Regions from separate parts of the Homo sapiens genome. Here region 2 is linked to region 1. A link is an interaction called in ENCODE POLR2A ChIA-PET data of the cell type or tissue named here. Cell type or tissue: Caco-2. All regions are shown on one strand. Links, peaks and the distances in the headings refer to the core of each region. The heading gives the core; the rest is flanking DNA. Region 1 has its middle 25 kb from the start of LINC01553. Region 2 overlaps CCDC6 (coiled-coil domain containing 6).

Region 1 (8,000 bases), core at 1-8,000:
AAGATAATGGAAATACAGCATACCAAAACCTATGGGACACAACAAAACTGTACTAAGAGGAAAGTTTACAGCTATAAGGGACTACATCAAAAAAGAAAAACTTCAAATGCACAACCTAATGAGACATCTTAGAGAACTGGAAAAGCAACCCCAAAGCTAGTAGAAGAAAAAATATAATAAAGATCAGAACAGAAATAAATGAAGCTGAAATGAAGAAAACAATATAAAAGATAAATGAAATGAAAAGTTGGTTTTTTGAAAAGATAAACAAAATGGACAAACCTTTAGCCAGACTAAGATAAAAAGAGAAGATCCAAATATATAAAATCAGAGATGAAATGATAACCAATACTGCAGAAATTCAAAGAATCATTAGAGGCTTCTATGAGCAACTATGTGCCAATAAATTAGAAAATCTAGATGAAATGGATAAATTCCAAGACATGCACAACCTACAAAGATTGAACCATGAAGAAATCTAAACCCTGAACAGACCACTACAAGTAACGATCATTACAACTAAACTCATAATAAAATGTCTCCCAGCAAAGAAAAGCCTGGGGCCTGATGGCTTCACTGCTTAATTTTATCATACATTTAAAGAACCAATACCAATTCTACTCAAATTATTTCAAAAAATAGTTTCAGAATTATTCTATGAGGCCAGTATTACCCTAGTACCAAAAGCAGACAAAGACGCATCAAGAAAACTATAGGCAAATATATCTGATGAACATTGATAAAAAAAAAAGTCTTCCACAAAATACTAGCAAACAGAATTCAGCAACACATTAAAAAGATCATTCATCATGACCGAGTGGGATTTATCCCAGTGATACATGGATGATTCAACATACACAAATCAGTCAATATCATACACCATATAAACAGAATAAAGGACAAAAACCGTAAGATCATTTCAATTAATGCCAAAAAAGCATTTCATAAAATTCAACATCCCTCATGATAAAAACCCTCAAAAAACTGGGTAAGGAAGGAAAATGCCTCAACATAATAGAAGCCATGTATGACAGACCTACGGCAAATATTATACTGAATAGGGAAAAAAACTAAAAGCCTTCCTTCTCAGATCTGAAACACAACAAAAATGCCCACTTTCACCACCATTACTCAACATAGTACTAGAAATCCTAGCTAGAGCAAACAGATAAGACAAAGAAATAAAGGGCATCCAAATTAGAAAAGCAGAAGTCAAATTATCCTTGTTTGCAGATGACATGATTTTATATTTGGAAAAATGTAAAGACTCCACCAAAAAACTATTAGAACTGATAAATTCAGTAAAGTTGCAGGACACGAAAGTCAAATGCAAAAATCTGTAGCATTTCTATATGCCAACAGTAAACAATCTGAAAAAAAATCAAGAACGTAATCCCATTTACCATAGCTACAAATAAAATTAAATACCTAGGATTTAACCAAAGAAGTGAAACATCTCTACAACGAAAATTATAAAACACTGGTGAAAGAAATGGAAGAGGACACAAAAAATGGAAAGATATTCCATGTTCATGGACTGGAGGAATCAATATTATTAAAATGTCCATACTACCCATGCAATCTACAGATTCAATGTAATCCCTATCAAAATATCAAAGGCATTCTTCACAGAAATAGAAAAACAACCCAAAATTTGTAAATTTTAGGATGGTCTTTTGTAAAACCACAATAGACCTGGAATAGCCAAAGTTATCCTTAGCAAAAAGAACAAAAATGGAGGCATCACATTACCCGACTTCAAATTATACTACAGAGCTATAGTAAGCAAAACAGCATGGTACTGGCATATAAACAGACACATAGACCAATGAAACAAAATAGGAAACCCAGAAACAAATCCATACATCTACATTTAACTTATTTTTTACAAAGATTCCAAGAACATACATTGGGGAAAGGACAGTCTTCAGTAAATGGTGCTGGGAAAACTGGATATTCATATATAGAAGAATGAAACTAGTCCCCTATCTCTCACCATATACAAAAATCAAATCCAGATGAATTAAAGACTTAAATCTAAGATCTCAAACTATGAAGCCACTAAAGGAAAACATTAGGGGAACTCTCCAGGACATTGGACTGGGCAAAGATTTCTTGAGTAATACCCTTAAGCACAGGCAATCAAAGCAAAAATGAACTAATGGAATCACATCAAGTTAAAAAGCTTCTGCACAGCAAAGGAAATCATCAACAAAGTGAAGAGACAACACACAGAATGGAAGAACATATTTGCAAACTATCCATCTGACAAAGGATTAATAACCAGAATATAAGGTGCTCAAACAACTCTATAGGAACAAAATCTAATAATCTGATTAAAAATGGGCAAAATATCTGAACAGACATTTCTCAGAAGAAGACATACAAATGCCAAACAGGTATACGAAAAGGTGCTCATCATCACTGATCATCAGAGAAATGCAAATCGAAACTACAATGAGATATCATCTCACCCCAGGTAAAATGACATTTATCCAAAAGACAGACAACAGCAAATGCTGGTGAGGATGCAGAGAAAAAGGAACCCTTGTACACTGTTGATGGGAATGTAAATTAGTACAACCACTATGGAGAACAGTTTAAAAGTTCTTCACAAAACTAAAAATAGAGCTACCATATGATCCAAGAATCCCACTGCTAGGTACATACCCAAAAGTAAGGAAATCAATACATCAAAGATATCTTCATTCACATATTTATTGCAGCACTATTCACAATAGCCACGATTTGGAAGTGACCTAAGTGTCCATGAACAGGAAAATGGATAAAGAAAATGGAGTACATATACACAATACAGTACTATTCAGTCATAAAAAAGAATGAGATCCTGTCATTTGCAACAACATGGATGGAACTGGAGGTCATTATGTTAAGTGAAAAAAGCCAGGCACAGAAAGACAAACTTCACATGTTTACACTTATTTGTGGGAACTAAAAATTAAAACAATTTAGCTTATGGAGACAGGGAGTAGAAGGATGGTTACCAAAGTCTGGAAGGGTGGGGGCTGGGGGAGTGGGGATGCCTGTGGGTACAAAAAAATAGTTAGAAAGAATGAATAAGATCTAGTATTTGATAGCACAACAGAGTACAGCCAATAATTTAATTGTACATTTTATAATAACTAAAAGAGTAAAACTAGGTTATTTGTAACACAAAAGATAAATGCTTGAGGAAACAAATACCACATTTACCCTAATGTTATCATCATACATTGTATGCCTGTATCAAAATACCCCATATACTCTATAAATATATATACCTAGTTTGTACCCACAAAATTTAAGCACAGAAATATCTTAAAATAAAAATAAATAAAACAGGAGAGAGGCCAACCAAAATGCACAAATAAGCAGATCTGAAAGGTAGATGGAGACAGAGAGAAAAGAAAATTCTGAAGTAATTTGAGTTCTTAGAAGTTAGGTACTTCCTACTTACATAAGTCAGTACAGTCTCTTTATACTTAATATGGTCCAAATTGTGTTTTTTGTTCCCTAAAAACTAAGGATTATGACTAATATGGCATCAATCTCAGATCCACTAGTTTGTGTCCTGACTTGTCTCCTTCCTAGTTACCCAGTAGTCCTTTGTCTGGTTTCCCTGAGTTTTCACCTTTCTGTCTTAGGCCCTGTCTCCCAAGGGTACCCCTAGTAGTAATATCAGCTGGTGTTCCTCAAACTTCTCTCCCTTAAGTTGGCCAATAAGGGGTACATATTATACTCCTGGATGAAGTATCCCTCACTAGTTGTGTGACCTGGGCCCTCATTTTCCTCACAGTGTTGTTGGATATACCTTGAACAGTACTACATATAATTCTGAATATTTCTGAATAGCTTTCAAAAATAGTGGATGTACACTATGAGGGTCACAAAAGCTGAGTTGCAAACATTTGCAGTGCTGGAATAAATGAAGTTGAAAAATGGAATATTTTGTGTAACCAAGAGGCATTTGTTATTTCAGTTTTCTAGTAAAGGCTTATGCCAGTTTTGCAATATCAATGTAGTTTGTGTAGACAGTTGCTAAAAAATCACATGATCTTCTAGGATAAGCATTTTTAATTTTTTTCCATTTCAAAAACAAAAACATTAAAAAATAAAACCATGCTTAATTCTAACACCCTAAAACAAGTATTTCCTTCTAGTTTGCATCAAATGTATTTATTTTTTTCCACAGGTGAATAAGAGTGGTGTAACTTTATATTTCCTTTATTCACTTACATTTAAAAATAGGCTTTGCCAGGGCCGGGCGCAGTGGCTCACTCCTGTAATCCCAGCATTTTGGGAGGCTGAGGCAGGCGGATCACCTGAGGTCGGGAGTTTGAGTTCAGACTTACCAACATGGAAAAACCTTGTCTCTACTAAAAATACAAAATTAGCCAGGTGTGGTGGCACATGCCTATAACCCTAGCTACTCAGGAGGCTGAGGCAGGAGAATCACTTGAACCCGGGAGGTGGAGGTTGCAGTGAGCCGGGATTGCGCCATTGCACTACAGCCTGGGCAACAAAAGCAAAACTCAATCTCAAAAAAAAAAAAAAAAAAAAAAAAAAGGGCTTTGCCCCATGCAGGATCTTTACAATTCAATAGCTAGATATTATTATTTCCAATAGAGATATAATTTATACGACTACATAATTTACACTTTCTGATATTTGGATATTTCAATTTTTTCCAAATATTATAAATGCTCCAATAAAAAGTGGAATTATCAGGTCAAAAATCTGTGAACAGCTCTTGCTATTATGTAAAATTGATTCTCAAATGAGTTTTCCTGAGTCATCCCTACCAGCAGCCAAGTGTGAGTATACATATGTGGATGTTTCACTTTTAATTCAGCAGACCCTGCCTCTGGTATTATCTTTTTTTTTTCTTCCTCTAATGTAACAGGTATAACATGTTACCTTCTCAGTGTGCAACAAATAAATTAGACTCTGAGTTTTGCAAAGAATAATTAAAATCTAAGAAAGACAAAAATAAAAGCTTGCAAGTATAAAAACTTTCTATTTCTAAATCAAGCAATTTAGAACCTTTTCTAAATCAAGAAATTTAGAAATAGAATGATAGATTTAAAAATAGATGAACATTAGTAGTGTATAACTATTTATAATTCTTTTAATTCTTTTCCCTTTTTCAGATCTGTAACGTACAGAGGAGAATGTAATCTTGCATGCACATGTTAACCTACTGTTAACAATTCTGGTTTCAGAGTACTAAAACAAGACTGCAAATGTGTCCTTTTATAATTTTTTAAAAGGGGACATACTTTACAAAAGACAAAACTAAGCAGAGGATAAGAGTCAAAGAGTGCAAAACCTAGAGATTTCCTTTGAGAGATTTAACAGAGAAGAGGGATTAAAATTTATGAACCAATTGTCATCCAAAAATATCCTATCAGTTTCTCTACTCTGAATGCATCTACTTTCCCTGTTCCAAGTTTTAACCTTTCTTTAAAAGAAGTATTGAAGCTCTAAAGCTCCAGGGTGCTGTATTTAGAAGGCAGTAACAGACTAAGCTGGGCTGTTAGGAGCCCACATGAGGAGGCCTTGATATGGGTTCTGGAACACTCTTCATTTTGACTTTGGGATTCTGCTGACAGTGAGTAGCAGCTCTGGGCTAGACTTAAGACAATGAAGACTGACAATGACAGACAAATTTAAAGAGTTGTGGTCAGACTGTGGAGACTAACAGTCCTAAAATAGGTTGCATACTAACTTAATAGACTGTTTTCAACTCCTAGCTCATGTATCAGAGAAATGTATGGACTCCATAAAAATAATGGAATGGTGGCACATACCTAGTGATATAGTGATCATATTCCAAATGCCATACATACCCTAAACTCCTGAATTCAAACTAGTCACCCAAAAGTTTTTGTCTTTAAATACATATAACAACAATAACAAGGGGGAGAAAGTCCTGTTTCTAGTCCAAAACATTGTAAAGCTCAGATTATTAAGAGGTCATGTAAGCGATGTGCTTAGTGTATTCAAATCTTCATTCATTCAACAAGCTGAGCACCTACTAGGTGCTACAAATTCAGTGTTGAATAAAGACAAATCTTTGTCCTCTGAAAACACATTTTCAGAAGTGGAATAAGGGAACAGCAGGGCTCAGTGATGCATGCCTGTAATCCCAACACTTTGGGAAGCCGAGGCAGGATGATCTCTGGAGCCCAGGAGTTTAACACCAGCCTGGGTAACATAGTGAGACCCCATCTATACCAAAAAAATTAAAAATTAGCCTGGCGTAGTGGTGCATGCCTATAACTCCAACTGCTGGGGAGGCCGAGGTGGGAGGATCACTTGAGCCTCGGAGATGGTGGCTGCAGTGAGCCATGATCCCACCATTGCACTCCAACCTAGGCAAGAGAGCGTGACCCTGTCTCAAGAAAAAAAAAAAAATAGTAAGAGGAGAATGAATAATAGAATAAATGAGTATAATAAATTAAACTCATTAGAATATTACATTATGTCTCTGACAGAAGCACACAGGAACCTGAAATGGAGAATAACAAAGTTAAAGATGCAGGGAGGTCCTAAACAAAATATGGTTCTTTGCACTTTATAGCATCTATTGGTTTTAATAGTTCTCTGTTTTTTCCCTTTCTCTACTCCCCACTCTCTTCTTCCTCTGGATTCTACCAGTCTAGAGCTGCTTCAACATCTCCACTCTGCGTGTATACACAACAGGCACATATATGCACACCTCTTTTTTGATGACCCAAAACTTCACTTAATATTAAGAGATAAAAATCTCCTACTTCATGCTGGGTGCAGTGGCTCACACCTGTCACCCCAGCACTTTGGGAGGCCAAGGTGGGCAGATCACCTGAGGTCAGGAGTTCAACACCAGCCTGGCCAACATGGTGAAACACTGTGTCTACCAAAAATACAAAAATTAGCCGGGTGTGGTGGCGGGCAACTGTAATCCCAGCTACTCGGGAGGCTGAGGCAGGAGAATTGCTTGAACCCAGAAGGCGGAGGCTGCAGTGAGCCCAGATCACGCCACTGCACTCCAGCCTGGGCAACAGAACGAGACTCCATCTCAAAAAAAAAGAAAAGAAAAGAAAAGAAAATCTCCTACTTTAATGCCATAGGTATTCCTAGCAAAGTACAATGAGACTTGGGTACTGAAACTTCAGCTTGACTCCCCCACCCCTGCCCTCCCCTCCACCCCCGCCCCAGGCACCATTTTAATCCCTCATATTGCTTGACTAGAAAACTACTCAGGAAACAGCGCTAGAAATAATAGCAGACTTTTATAGAGGGCAAAACTGAATAACAAAGGAGCAGTAGTTATCAACATGTTTTGAAACCAAGGCACTTTTCTACGTTACTGCCATTTAAACATTTATTTTCCTCCTTTGAAATTGTTATCAGTGTTTGCTATCAGCTGGAACAGTATGGAAGTGACTCTCCTGAGGTTAGAAACAGTCTAACCCTAGTTCCCAATACAATCTTCACCAATTCAAAAGAAATTAGATAAATCCTACCTTAGAACATGCATCACAGGCCACTTTCTGAAATTATCTGGGGAAAGGTTCAGGCATGCCAGCAATGGGGATCATACCAGGAAAATACATCTCACCTGGGATAGTAGTATGAGGAGGAGGGGCAAGTTCCAGGCTTTGACCCCTATCCACTCCCAGCTGTGTGCTTAATTAAAGTTTGATTTCCAGAATGGCCTCCCTGTCTTAAATGAAAACCAAGCGTCATGACGTAGCTCTACAGCTCTGCCCCAAGGCACAGGTCTTGATTTTTCATTTTGGCAAAACTTCAAATACAATCAAGTCAGGGAGAAAAGTTCCAAAATGCCATAGAACCTTCTTAGATCTTCCTGGTCACAGCTTAAAGAGATACACATGAGGATTGCTTAATTGGAATCACTTGGAATAATTTAACCTGAAAGAAGAAACAAATAGCAGGGTTTGGTTTTGTTTTTAAATAATATGCAGTCATCAGGAAAAAAGCTGAAGTTGAGGTTG
Region 2 (14,257 bases), core at 6,258-14,257, 97 kb after region 1:
GGCTGTGAAATGCACAGCTGTGAAGTCTATTCCAACCCTGATACCAGTAAATTGCAAAGGTCACTTTGTGTAGGTTCTCTCTTTAGGGATAAGTATTCTTTTAAAAAAGGCTTAACAATATGATTGATGGTCATTTAGAATTAACCCTCCCCTTTACTTATTGGTTCCTGGATCAGACATATGGAGTGCAATTTAATGATTATAGTTCATTACAATACTCATTTGTTTTTTGCTGGGAGATTTTTCTGGTCTCCCCTCTCTGCCCCCGCCTTTGTTTCTTCAGTAAGGTACAAAATGGCATGTAATAAATAAAATAAATATAGCCTCAAAGAGGCAGGATTCAGCTGTCAAGTGCTTATAATACTGTGTGCTGGATACAAATATCCAAAAGGAATGTTAGGGCTCTCCCGGTAGCATAGCGAGGATTGCACTTGACTTTCATTCAGCCTGGCCCTGGCCTGGTGCTGTAGGGAATACAGAGCAGAGGGAAACAGCCTTTCTCTCCAGCCTTGGGGATTGTGCAGTGCAGAAGGAACCAACACACACATGGATGCAGGAAGGGAAGCTTAGGCCGACTCCTGTAGGGGTTCCCAGGGAGGGGAATTTTACCTTCCAGCTTCCAAAATGAAGTTCATCTATCTCTGTGAATATCTTTAAGGGTAACAAGTTATCACATTCATTCACAGTTTAATTAGCTTGTAGTTTATTATGTAAGGCAGAGATGGGGAGAGCTGTTGCTCAATTTATGCTGAGGTGGCACTGGGAGGCTTTTGGTTTGTTTTTAATTTTTGTTTTTATGTGATGATGATTGAAAAGAAATGTCATTGATATTTTAATTTCATAATCTGCATCTGTCAGTACATGGAAATTATCTAGGTGGTTTTTTTCCCTCTATTCCTGTTTCTTTCATGGAATAATGGTGGATGGACGGAATTTCTCAAGTTTTTAATCCGAAACTATCTGAAAGCAAAGACTTCTTGCAGTAAAATTAGAGGTACTATTTTATAGGAAATTTTGAATTCTAGTTTTTTACAAAAGCAGTGCTGATTGATGGGCTAATCTTCCATGCATCTGTTCCAGATCAATCCAGCCTTGTGGTGCCAGGTGTGTGTCCAAAGTGATCTGGGTAATACCCACCAGGGCATCTCAGGGCACTGAGGATCAAATGAGGCCACTTGGTACTGCAGAGCAGAGTTGGGATGTTCAGCCAGGCATAAGTCATCATTCAAAAAGTTTTCCATAGGAGGAAGGACGAGAGTAAAAGAATGAAAGCAGCAGGGATTATGGGTGACCTAAAGAAAATTCTTAGAAATCTAGTTACCTGTGTTAAACACTTCACCTGTTGCTTCTATAAGTGAACAGTTTGAGTCTTTTGTGCTGTCTGCTTGTTGAGATTGAATTAGAGAGGCTAAAAGGGACAGATCTGAGAGAAAAATAATTATACCTGGAGTTTCATATAGATAACTTTTCAACTCATGAAATTACTTGTATGCAAGCTTGACTTTTTAAAAATTATCCTAATAGGCCAGGTGTGATGGCTCACGCCTGTAATCCCAGCACTTTGGGGAGGCCGAGGCAGGCGGATCACCTGAGGTCGGGAGTTTGAGACCAGCCTGACTAACATGGAGAAACCCCTTCTCTACTAAAAATACAAAAAATTAGCTGGGCATGGTGGTGCATGCCTGTAATCCCAGCTACTCGGGAGGCTGAGGCAGGAGAATCGCTTGAACCCGGGAGGTGGAGGTTGCGGTGAGCCGAGATTGCACCATTTTACTCCAGCCTGGGCAACAGGAGTGAAACTCCATCTCAAAAAAAAAAAAAATTATCCTAATATACCAACTCAAATGATAACTTTTATTCTACTGAGAGATGTTTTTTGTGGGGTGGAGTTCTTCACTAGACCAGAGTTTATCTAAACAAAGACATCCGTTGAGTCAAAACATCGTGTCTTCACTTCATTTAGTAGCCCTACTAATCTTTGAGGAAAAAATTGACTAGGTGATTTTATTGTTTTTATTAACCAAAGAGTACTGTTTTAAGTGTATTCTCCATAAAGTAGAGTTAGACTTCTTCAGGTTCAAATCACTACCTGGTAAGGGTTTATGTCCCTTGGAAAGTATATTAACTGTTTTATGCCATTTTGAGCCTTGCATGCATGGGGTTTATATTGTGAAATACCTTAGGTACCCAGAGAAGAGTACCAGTGACTTTTTTTGCATTTTTTTTTGTGATAAAAACATACACAACATATAATTCACCATTTTAACCATTTGTAAGTGTACAATTCAGTGGCTTTAAGTACATTCACAGTGTTTTGCAACCATCACCATTATCCATATCCAGAACTTTTCATCATCCCAAAAGGAAACTCTGTACCCATTAAACAATAACACCCATTTTTTTTTCCTCCCTGGTAAACCTCTATTCCTAGTGACTTAATTTTTTTTGTTTGTTTGTTTTTGTTCTTGTTTTTGTTTGTTTTTTTTTTTAAAGAAAGACTTACTCTGGTCTACAAAAGCTGCTAGCTGCTTTTTACTGTCCTGGTCTTGAAGTTATAAATTTGGACCTTAAGTGTTGATGTCTTATTTTAACTTAAGTTTGTACTGCCTGTTAGCTGTCCCATATATGGTTCTTTTCTGTCACTCAGCAAATGTGCAGTGCCCTAGCCCTACGCCCAGCTCTGGGCTTGGTGCCAGTAAGCACCCAGATGTGGAGATGCTGGATGAGGGAATAACCCATGGCAAGAGCTTGTCCTCCAGGAGGGAAGGGTCATCCCCCCATATCTTACCCCCAACACTTCACAGATCATGGTTGCTTTTTATTTTTTATTTTTAATGAAATGTATGCATTTAATTTCCTTGATAGCATTTGGAATAAACTGTAATTTTATTTTTTAAATTACTTATTTTTATACTCACAGGTACAGTTTATTACAGGGAAAGGATGCAGGTTAAAATCAGTCAAGGGAAAAAGCATATAGGGCAGAGTCCAGGAACGTTTTTCATTGTGGAGCTTCTAGTTATCCTCTCCCCGTGGAGTGTGCACAACATTACTTTCCTGGCAACAACGTGTGACAATACACATGGAGTATTGCCAACCAGCGAAGTTTGGCCAAGCCTTGGGCTGCAGAATTTTTACTGGGGCTCATCACATAGACATGGTCGCCTATCCACAGGGCAGATCTCAGTTTCCAGGCCCTGAGTAGGCTGTGCTGATACCACATGGCCTAAAGCGCTCAGGCTGAATCACACTGTTAGGCTTTCCAGTGTGATCCAACGCCCTCAGGTAAACAAAGACACTCTTATCAGGCATGACCTTCGAAAGGGTTAGAAATTGCCTCCAGAACGTCAAGGACTAAAGCCAGACCTCTTTTGAGGCAAGGTAAACCGGAGTTTTAAAAGGTTTGAAGGAAAAAGAAAGCTTACAGAATTTTTATTCACCACCATTGTCCCACTTCCAAATCTTTTTGTGTTGCTGTGATAACAGTGGATGTTTATCCAGTGCTTACTATGGGTTAGGCACTATTGGAAGGGGTTTGCGTATATCCTCTCATTTAATCCTCACCACAGTCCTATACGATCAGTACTACTGTTTATCCATAGCCATAAGCCTACAAATTTAGGCCCAGAAAGCTTGTATCACTTGCCTGAGGTCCCATGACTATCAGATGGGACTGGGATTTGAGCCCAGGTCTGACCTCAGAGCTTCTACAGTCTGTGGGAAGATGGCATATAAATTAATTTAGGGACAGGCCTTTTTGTTTGGTCGGTTTTCTTTGAGACAGGGTCTCGCTCTGTCACACAGGCTGCAGTGCAGTGGTGCCATCATTGTTGACTGCAGCCTCGACCTCTTAAGCTCAGGTGATCCTCCCACCTCAGCTTCCAGAGTAGCTGGGACTGCAGATGTGTGCCACCACTCCTGGGTCACTATTATTATTATTTTTTATAGAGGGTCTTACTATGTTGCCCAGGCTAGTCTTGAACTCCTGGGCTCAAGCCGTCCTTTCACCTTGGCCTCCCAAAGTCCTGGGATTACAGGCATAAGATACCATGCACAGCCCAGGGACAGTTTTATCTTCATCTCATGGGCATTTTCCTATTAGAAGTTCCTATACAGTTCTGTTCAGTTAGGATAGTCAGGGCTGCTCCTTTGCCACAGCAAATTCCCAGGATGCTGGGCCTAAGGGAGTGTTGCCAGGGTAGCAAACTCCCTGTCTTGGAAAAGAAATAACACTAGAGAAGGGTTCCTTCATCGCATGGGGGACAGTCTGTGCTCCCCTTCCTGGCTCAGTTGCCCTCCAGTTGGGCCTTGGTCTACTCCACTCCTGCACCCTGTTCAGCTACCCCAGGATATTGCCACCTCTTCACATGGCATAGCCTTATGGATTCCCCCCCACCCCTCCCCATCCCAGTCTGGAATCAGTTTCTTCCTTTGCATTTATGTTACAATCTCTACTTAAAAATAGCCTGACTAGCACAGTACAAGTGGGTTTTTTTATTTTTTTCAACAAACATGAGTGTCTGCTGTATGCCAGGCAGTGTGCCTGTATATAACAACTGGGATGATTTTGTGCTGGTGGCATTGGTGGTGGGCCCCTGATTCAATCCAGGAGTGGAGGCAGAGTTAGAGAGCGCAGGCTCTGGAATGAGGAGATTTCTTAGTCACGATCTAAAGGATAAATTGAAGTTAATTTGAAAGAAGTAGGGGCTGAGTAATGATTGGACAAGGCACTCCTCCCACACCCAGGCAGAACCTGAATGCCGAGAAAAATGAGGATGGGAGGAGAGCAGTGACCAGCTGGGCAACTCTGGGCTGTGTGCCTGGATTCCCTTCAGGAGCTCACTACAGAAGGGCGGGGGAAGAGTAAGAGCATTTCTGCCTCTTGGAAATCCACTCTGGCTACTCAGTGCAGACATTTATTTGTGTCTTTTTAATGAAATATTTGAAGGCAGGTATCTTGTTATTTATCATTAGTAGGATGACCTGTCTTATTCCATGATAACAGTTGCCACATATTGCAGTCTTGTGGTGTTTCTGGGTATGGTTCTCAACCCTTTACCGTTAGGGACTCATTGACTCCTCAGGACAACCCTTTGTGATCTCAGTGTCACAGATGAAAGACATGAGGCACAGGGAGTCCCAGCAACCCCTTGAAGATCGCAGTAAGCAGCAGAGCAGGGGATTGAACACAGCAGTTGGACGGTACCTTGCATGGTGACTGCCATGTAAAGACCCTACCATTTGAAGGGTCATTTGTGTTTTCCATAACCTTAACACAGCTGTTCAATAAAGTTTGTGGAATAGATTTTGGGAACTGCTCACTTTTCTTTGTAAAGCCTTCGGTGGAGAACCATAACTTACTTTAAAGTATACAGACTTTGAATGCACAAATTTATCAAACAGTGCTCATTGTATGTATGTATGTATGTATGTATGTATGTATGTATGTATGTATGTATGTATTTGTTTGTTTGAGACAAAGTCTCACTCTTTCACCCGGGCTGGAGTGCAGTGGGGTGATCTTGGCCCACTGCAGGCTCTGCCTCCTGGGCTCAAAGCGATCTTCCCACCTCAGCCTCCTGAATTGCTGAGACCACAGGCGTGCACCACCATGCCCAGCTATTTGTTTCTTGGATTTTTTTTGTAGAGACATGGTTTCACATGGTTGCCCAGGCTGATCTCCAGCTCCCAGGCTCAAGCGATACTCCCACCTCAGCTTCCCAAAGTGCTGGGATTATAGGCATAAGCCACCATACCCGGCTGCTCAGTGAATTTAAAAATGAAGTCACTGGTGTAACCACCACCCTGCTTAGGATACATGCAATTGTCAACACCCCTGAAACTGTCATGTGCTCTGTTCCAGTCAGTATCCCTCCCCCCGCAAAAAGTAACCCTGTTCTGATTTATCTCAATATATTTAATAGATTTGTTTTGCTAGTGTTTGAACTTCATATAAATGGAATTATACAGAATGTATTTTGTGTGTCTGGATTCTTTGATTATCCTAGTTCCTTCACTAATATTAAACAGTATCCATGCAGTGCATATAGTGAGTTATTTTTTATTGCTGTGCAATGGTCTGCATAAGTATCTGTGAAATTATTTTCAGTTTTAGAGTCAGCTTCCTGGGCGGCCCCACCCCCTTCCCTCAGTATTGGTGCTGGGCAGCGGGATGACGTGAAAGGAGTGTGACACAGCAGAGGACATTCAGGCCCTACAGGACTTATGTGCTTATTAATTAGGTTCTGGCTACCCTACTAGCTAAGTTGTATTGCATTTAGGGCCTTTGAGCCTTGGTTACTTACCTTATGAGAGACTGTAGAGTTAACACAAATCTTGCTCCCATCCCACAGTTAATGAAGATCAAATGAGATTGATACACACAGGAAAGTTTTGGGGTAATGTGTGAGTTATTCCTGTAGAAAATGATATTAACTATTATTAGTACTTCCCCACCCCCTTCTATTGTCCTCCAAAATACATTTCAAAATCAGTCCTGCTCTAGATAATCCTATAAGATTATGATAGAAAAATAACCTCTTGAAAGCTGAGCGGGGGTGGTTGAGGCCGCACCAAGCTCCCTGTGCACCGCAGGTTGGGGAGCCTCGCAACCTGGCTTCTAACGACCCATGTTTCTCTGGTGCTTGGGGATGCCTGGGAACTGAGTGGGTTTCCAAGGGTTTGGTGAGCCAGGATTATACCAGTCTGTGTGGCTGTGTAAAAGTAACAGGACTGCAGGAGGTAAACACACTTCCTAAAAGATCTGGTTTTTTTCCCTATAGGTCAGTTACAGAGCTCTTTCCATTGTGTTTTTTAAAAAAGTACACGTTTTCTGACTTTAGTACTATCGGCAGACAGAAGACTGTCAAAACTGGCCTCTCTGATAGAGACTTTTGACCCTCTTTCATGGGGGTATGGGTTCTAGAAGGTGGACTTTGATGGGCAACGCCCTAGTGCCACTTCTCCTTAGCTGCTGGTTTAAAGAACAGAAACCAAAACATGAATCTTTGAAATGGACTGACTTTGCAGGATTGCAGTAGCCGAATGATGGAAGGACAACCCCTGGTGATGGGCCAGGGTGGTCTGTGGGAGGCAGTAGTTTTCTCTGCCAAGGACTCCTCAAGTGACCTCTTTTCTTTGTTGCCTCTGGGTTGCTTTCTAGCCTGAGGACTTCATTTGAAGATTGAGGAGCATGCTTTTCTCCAAACTACTATTAATATTTTGGTTGTATTGACTTTTGGGATGGTAAGAGAGGGCAAGGAGGCTATTTTATCTGATGAACTCTGCTTGCATTGTAAATAAACAAGTTAAAGTAAGCTCAAGACTGCCCTTCCCTCTTTTGCTGTTGTCTATCCATCAGAGTTGTGGGGCCTCTAGCCAAAACTATTGGAGCCTTTTGGTTTCTCTGCCTCCCTCTCTGCTACTTGTCTGAACACCTTCTTGTTGAACTCTTTTTCAGGTAAGGAAGATTAGTGCTAATGACAGTCATCCCTTCCGTGGTTGGTTCTTACTTGGCCCAGAGCCTTGTAGCTCTGGGTGATTGCTGCCTGACAGTGATGTGTAAAGGGAACTGGGATTCGCTTGTTAGGCCACAAATGAAAACCGGTAGGCTTTACTGCTTTCCATAAGTACAGTGTATTCTTTCCCCAGTTCTCAAAGTCTTCTATAGCTTCTATTGCTTTTGTTTTTATGCTTCTTTATTTTATGTGTTGCAGATTAGCATTCTCTATTAGGCTGTGTGAATTTTTCCCTCCTTTCAATTTTATTCATTAACTGCTTTCTGATTTTCCCACCCTAGGGTGCTTTGGCTTGACTTGGAATAACGGAAGCACTTGGAAACCAAGTAGGATTACCAGTTAGCAAGTAAAAATGCAGGATGCACAACTGTATTTCAATTGGAAATAAACAATGAATTATTTTTTAGTATACATATGTCCCACATGTTGCATGGCACCTATATATACTAGAAAATTATTTGTTGTTGATCTGAAATTCGAATTTAACTGGGCCTCCTGTGTTTTATTTGATAGTCCTAAAACCTAGAGGACCTGTGTTTAAAAATCTGTCTGCCCTATCGCAAGGACAGAAAACCAAACACCACATGTTCTCACTCATAGGTGGGAATTGAACAATGAGAGAACACTTGGACACAGGGTAGGGAACACCACACACCGGGGCCTGTCGTGGGGTTGGGGGAGGAGGGAGGGATAGCATTAGGAGATATACCTAATGTAAATGACGAGTTAACGGGTGCAGCACACCAACATGGCACATGTATACATATGCAACAAACCTGCACGTTGTGCACATGTACCCTAGAACTTAAAGTATAATAATAAAAAGAAAATAAAAATAAATAAATAAAAAAGAAAAAAAACAAAAATCTGTTTGCCCCTTCCTTGCTGTGTGAACCTGGGGCAATTTAGCTAACCTCTAAGCCATCTTGCCCTCTTCTCTAAAAAGCGATCATAGTATCTTAGCTCTCCAGTTTTGGGGATAAATGATGTGACTTAGGAAAGCTCTCAGGGTGCATTCAGCACAGTTCTTCCTTTTCCTTCTCAATTCAATGATTATAGATTTGCTTCTTGCCCATTTCTTCCCTTTTCTGTTTTCTTCCCCCACAAACCTGAGATCAGGTTGCTGTCTGAGAAGAAGCCGACGCAGCATCCCCTCCTTGGCAGCATCCCCTCCTTTTGCGGGGCTCTTTGGAGTCTTCTCAGGATGGTGCCTCCACTTCTTCCTCAGCGGCTCTCAGTTTGCTTTCACAGTTCCTGTTCTTCCACACCAGCTTCCTGGTCTCCTCCTCTCTGAAAGCCATCGTTGACTGGATGTCTCAGGTATCTGCCGTTACTTGGCCACATGTTACGAAACCCCTTGTTTTATGTCTCCTTTCCTCGCCAGCCTGCAGTGGTACTGGGAGAACTGGGCCTATCTATGCCTTGCCTTCTCTGTGGGACGAGACATCAGTCATGTCTTTCTTGACGAGCCTCAGCTTCCTGAGAGAAGTGTGTTTAGAATTTAGGGTTTGCAGAAGGGCAGCTTGCATTTGGCCCCCAGGTGAGGGGTTTGGCTCTAGAGTTGTGAAAACAAACCATGTGGAGTTGAGAGAGAAGAATGTAATTCAGAGATTGGTCATCCCAGTGGTAGAGTTGCTGAGAAGCTGAAGTGGGGTGGGTGATGAGACAACCCAGGGATAAGCAGGAGCAGAACGCTGCTCCCACAACCCCTCTGGAGGATAAAGGGAGGAGGTAGTGCCATCAGAGCCCAGGGGCTGCGGTCACCAAGAAGTTGGAACTCCCCTGGGCCTTGAGATGTGGGTGCTGCCCAAGTTGGAGAAAGGGGAGAAATACTCTGAGTTCTCCCTTCCATCCTCCCATCTCTTGCTAGTGCCTCTTATTGGCTGAATCTCATTGGCGTACTTTGGAAACTGGGAGATGGAGCCTGCAGAGGTCACCTGTACCTTGCAGAGCAGGAGAGAAGGGCAGTGAGGCATCTTGGGCCAGACAGACCCAGGGCTGGCCCAGGAAGAAATGAATGAATATGGAACTGACTGTGTTTGGCCTGGGCAGCTGTTGAGTACTTTGTGGACAGCAGAAGGTTGGAAGACTCAAAGGTTTTTATTCCCTCAGGAAAACATGAATAAAGGGCATTCTAGGGAGAAGGATCAGCATGGATGAAGGCATGGCAGCTTGAAACAGCAGGCTGACTTGTAGCATCCCATGCAGCCCAGAATGGCTGGATTGATGTTTGAGGTCTTTCCTATCCATCTTCCTCCTGCCTCAGAAGCCCCTCCCATAGAATGCTTTCTCACGTGTCCCTGTTGTCATTTGTCATTTATGGCTGATGCACATTTTCCTGCAGGGAATGCCAGATGGGAAGCTCTGCACCTGAATATCTTCCAGGCCAGCTGCTTCTGACACAGAGCATGTACCATGTAGCCAGTGGGGAGCATCTTGGGATGCCTCAATAGCCCTAAAAAGGAATTCATGGGCAGTGCCAGTTAGTTTTGATGGGTGAAGCGTGCGTGGGTCCCCTGATATTCAAGGGCCCCAGCTCTGATGAGGATGTTGATACCCTGGGAGGAGAAATGGCTGCCCATGTTAGTGACTTAGAGGCCTTATCTCGTGGCCCTGCTTGTCTGGCATGCAATCAGACTGTGAGAATACTTTTCTCACATTTCCCTGCTGTGAAATTTATTTTTATGATGATAGTGGATTTTGTTTAAGCTTATTTTATTATGGAAATTTTCAAGCATATACTAAAGTAGAGTGAATCCACAAACCACCAGCTTCACTGATTATTGACACATAGTCTTAAAATGCTTTCACCATAAATGGTTCAGTTTGCCTCTCTGATAAGGACTTTATAACCACCATACCATTATCATACCAGACAAAATTAGCAATTTTTCCCCTGGCAAATTAGTGTTTGAAAGGTAAACATCACAGGCTTTTCTGTGATCAAAGGTATTATCCTTGTCTCCCCTCTGCTATTAAGCCCTGTGCCCTTAGGCTGCTGGCCCCAGCTCTAACCTTCCTCCCTAAAGCTGTTGACAGCAGGCTTGGAGACCTTTTACCTGCTGCCCTGTTTCCTGGTCCCCAGCTTCCGAGCATCCCAGTTTTGCTGGTTCTGCCCTCAGTAGGTATGCAGACTGGCTTCCCAGCCCCCATGACGAAGCAGCAGAAAGTTTAGGTCACCACTTCACCTGTGTGAAGCAGACCTGGCTTATGTGGTTCTACTATAAGGAAATCTGAAGTGAGGCATCCTGTGCAGCCAGCCTTCCCTGGAAGCTTCTAGCTGAGAAATGTCTGAGCATCTGTGGGGAGTCATGCCCTCGGAAGATGGACTGGCATCTATGGCTTCCAGAAAGTCTGGTGCGGTGCTATGTGTGAAGCCACTCAGGGCTGGAGAGCACCAGACAGGAAGCTGTGAGCAGTATGTGCAGACACGTTTTCTGGACAGGTAGAATAACAAGCAGTCTTTGCCCAGAATCTCCAGCTCTGAAATCTGCAGCTTGAGCAGCATCTATGGAGTGGTTTCAGCTAAATTATTTCATTTGAGTCTCACGGCAAGTCTGTGGGAGTAGGTAGTGTGTACCTCCTTAGAAAATAAAGGATCTGGGGCTCAGGTGAAATGCTGTTAAATTATTGGCCAGGGAACAGTGCTGGTAAATGGGACAGTTGGCATTTCCAGGGAGGTGGCCTCACATCCAGGCTAGGGTTCTTTCTCCTCTGTTAGCTCCTTGGCAGAGGAGGAGGTTAAAAAAAGGGTCTGATAGTTCAGCACTTACAAGCAAAGGGCATTCAATTCCAAAATTTCTAGGAAATTCCAATGTCGCATTTGACCCAGCAACAAAAATTGGGAACCACTAGTCTATACATTTGTGAGTACATATGATATTTCTTCTGAGATTTGAAATAATGCCCCATTTAAAAAATATTTTTAATTGAATTTTTTTGACTAGGAAGGACATCACTTGGTATTTGGTCCCCTTCCCTTTAACACAAAAGGTGGCGTATATGATATTATATTCTGTTCTGCCCCTCCCCCTGCCATTTAATTATATTTTGGATACTTCTCTTTTTTTTTTTTTTTTTAACAGTTGCATGGTAAGCCATTGTGTGGGTATCTCTTACCATTGTGCATTTAATTTGTTTTCAGTCTTTTGTCTCAAAATGTCACCGTCACCTTGAACGTAGGTCATTTTGTATGTGGGTGAGTGTATCAGAGGGGATAATTCCTAGCCACTCTCTTCAACCATTTCCTTATGTTGACTCAATCATTACATCAGTCTTGTGAAGTAGCCAGTAGCATATTATCCTTGTTTACAGACAGGAAACTGAGGCTCAGAGAGGGTTGGGTGACTTGCTTAAAGTCATACCGCAGAGAGTAGGAGAGCCAGAATTGACACCTAGCTAAGCAAGCTGATTCTAGGGAATTCCCTCACTTTTTGATGCTGCCTTTCTTGGTAAATTCACAGAAGTGACATTGTTGTGTCGATTGCCCTATATATGTGTAATTCGAATAGATGTTGCTTCTACAATTTACACTTCCATTAGTAGGATATGAGAGATATGTGGCCCCATACTACACTGTCAGAGGGTTTTCTCAAACTGGATTTTGGTAGTCTGGTAAATGGACAGTGACATATTAGTACAGTCTTTGCATTTCTCTCAAGGGGGTGGATAAGCATCATTTCTTGTGTTTATAAGAGCCATTTGTATTCTTTTTCTGTACCTGCCTAGTTGATATCCTTTCTTGTTTGTCTTTGGGGACCTTGGTCTTTCTCTTACCCATTTTTCTTAGAACTCTATATGTTACAATGACTTGCTCTTGTTTTTCAATTTTGAGTTGCAAAAAAATTTCCCACCTGTCAATTGTCTTTTGACTTGGCTTTTGGTGTTTTTTGGCCACAGTGAAAATTTTTATTTTTATGGTTTCTTGATGTCATTTATAATCTACAGGAAATATTGCTAACATTTTATGGTAAAACCTTTCTGTATATTTACTTCTTTGGAAAAAAGTAGGACAGACTGCTTTTGTGTTTTTGTTTAAATGATAGTGCATTTAAGACAGATTCAGAAGAGTGTGTAGAAGTAGCGATGCCAGATATTCTTTTAAATTGCATAAACAATTGAACTCACAACTGCACATTAGATACATCTCCTGGTGTCTTTTTTCCTCATTCTTGTCTGTATAACACTTTATATTTCATATGAGATCTTGAATTAGGATAATTTCCTCTGACTAGTTGATCAATTACTGAATTGTTTATTTTGGATACTATTATTGTAGCCTCCTTCTTCCTCCAGAAGCTGCTGCTTAAATGGATTCAAGTGTAATTGGCATTATTTTTCTATCCTGGTCCGTTTCGGGCTCTGTTTATCTGGTGGTTTTATTTTACTCTGCAGTATTTTCCATTTCCCCTGCTTAAAGATAGATTTAAAGCTGCAGACCTTAAATGTAATCTTCTTTCATATTGGCCGGTCTTCTTTGTTCATCTCACAGATATTACAAATAACGTATATATTACAAAACTTTGTTCATTCTGCTAATATTTCTGAGGTTATTCTGTATATAAGGCTGTTCTATGCATTGTGCTAAGAGGTTTTGAGACAGTTCCTGCCTCTGGCAGCTGATATTCTAGTTGGGGGGGCGGGGGGCGGGGTTGGAAATAGACATCAGACAACTGATTTCACAGTTATAGAATTGAAGCTGTGATAAATCCTTCAAAAGATGTGTTTCTTGGAGGATATGATGGGGGGAACCAGACCAGTTTAAGGCAGCCAACGGAGCTTCCCTGAAGTGACATGTAGGCTGCAATCCCCTGTATATCTTTTTTGGAGTTAACCATGAAGAGAATTGGTAAAAAAATGTTCTGGGCCCAGGGAAGAGGCTATGCAAAAAATCCTGAAAGCGACAGAACTGCAGGGCAGGTTTGAGGAACTGAAAGACGAGTTGTGGTCAGAGTGAGATCGGGATGTGGCCTGAAGCTGGAAGTAGGTGGGGCCAGGTCTGATAGGGCTCTCAGTCCTGAATCTTGAATTGGACCTGCATTAGACCACTCTTGAATTAGACTTGAATTATTCCTTGAATTTAATTCAAGGGGTAATGTTGGCATATGTGCTTTTAAATTAGGAGTAGGTTTTTAAATTCGGGGGACCATGCCAGTCTAGAACTTTCTTTAGTTGAATAAATTTGACCTGCAAAAATGGTACTTTAATCCATTCTCTTACAGTTTTTCATTAGGATGTGTTTTTGCCAACAGCCTTGGTGTTTTAAAATCTAGATGTGGCAAAATAATTTACTGCTTGTTAAGCAAACCTCCTGACATGGCTGGGGTATTGAAAAAAGAATGAAGATGGAAGTATTGTAGATATAACAAATGTATCCAAACTAGATTTCGCTCTTCCTTTCCCTGATTCACACGTATTCTCTGTCCTTTCTTTCCTTTTCTCCTTTTCTTTTCTTCCTTCCTTCCTTCCTTTCTTTCCTTTCTTTCTGTTGTTGTTGTTGTTACGGAGTCTCGCTCTGTCACCCAGGCTGGAGTGCGGTGGCACGATCTCAACTCACTGCAACCTCTGTCTCCCGGGTTCAAGCAGTTCTCCTTCCTCAGCCTCCCAAGCAGCTGGGACTACAGGCGTGTGTCACCATGCCTGGCTAATTTTTGTATTTTTAGTAGAGATGGGGTTTCACCATGTTGGCCAGGCTGGTCTCAAATTCCTGACTTCAAGTGATCTGCCCGCCTCGGCCTCCC

The links. Peaks named below come from ENCODE experiments on the same cell type or tissue, not always from the same donor. Only the 100,000 strongest peaks of a DNase experiment are listed, where the experiment ranks them.
Region 2: POLR2A ChIA-PET joins it to region 1 with 14 read pairs; 4 of 35 experiments call an interaction of 5 or more read pairs at or near these places.

The regions. Positions count from the first base shown.
Region 1 is chr10:59,981,417-59,989,416 of GRCh38, reverse strand. No RefSeq gene overlaps it. Among named protein-coding and RNA genes, the nearest start is that of LINC01553, 25 kb to the right of the region's middle. In Caco-2, for the core only: no CTCF peak of the experiment used is centred there; no DNase peak of the experiment used is centred there.
Region 2 is chr10:59,884,822-59,899,078 of GRCh38, reverse strand. All of the region lies in intron 1 of CCDC6 (coiled-coil domain containing 6), which reads left to right. Among named protein-coding and RNA genes, the nearest start is that of CCDC6, 15 kb to the left of the region's middle. RefSeq lists a silencer at 7,517-7,606. In Caco-2, for the core only: no CTCF peak of the experiment used is centred there; a DNase peak (open chromatin) is centred at 10,628.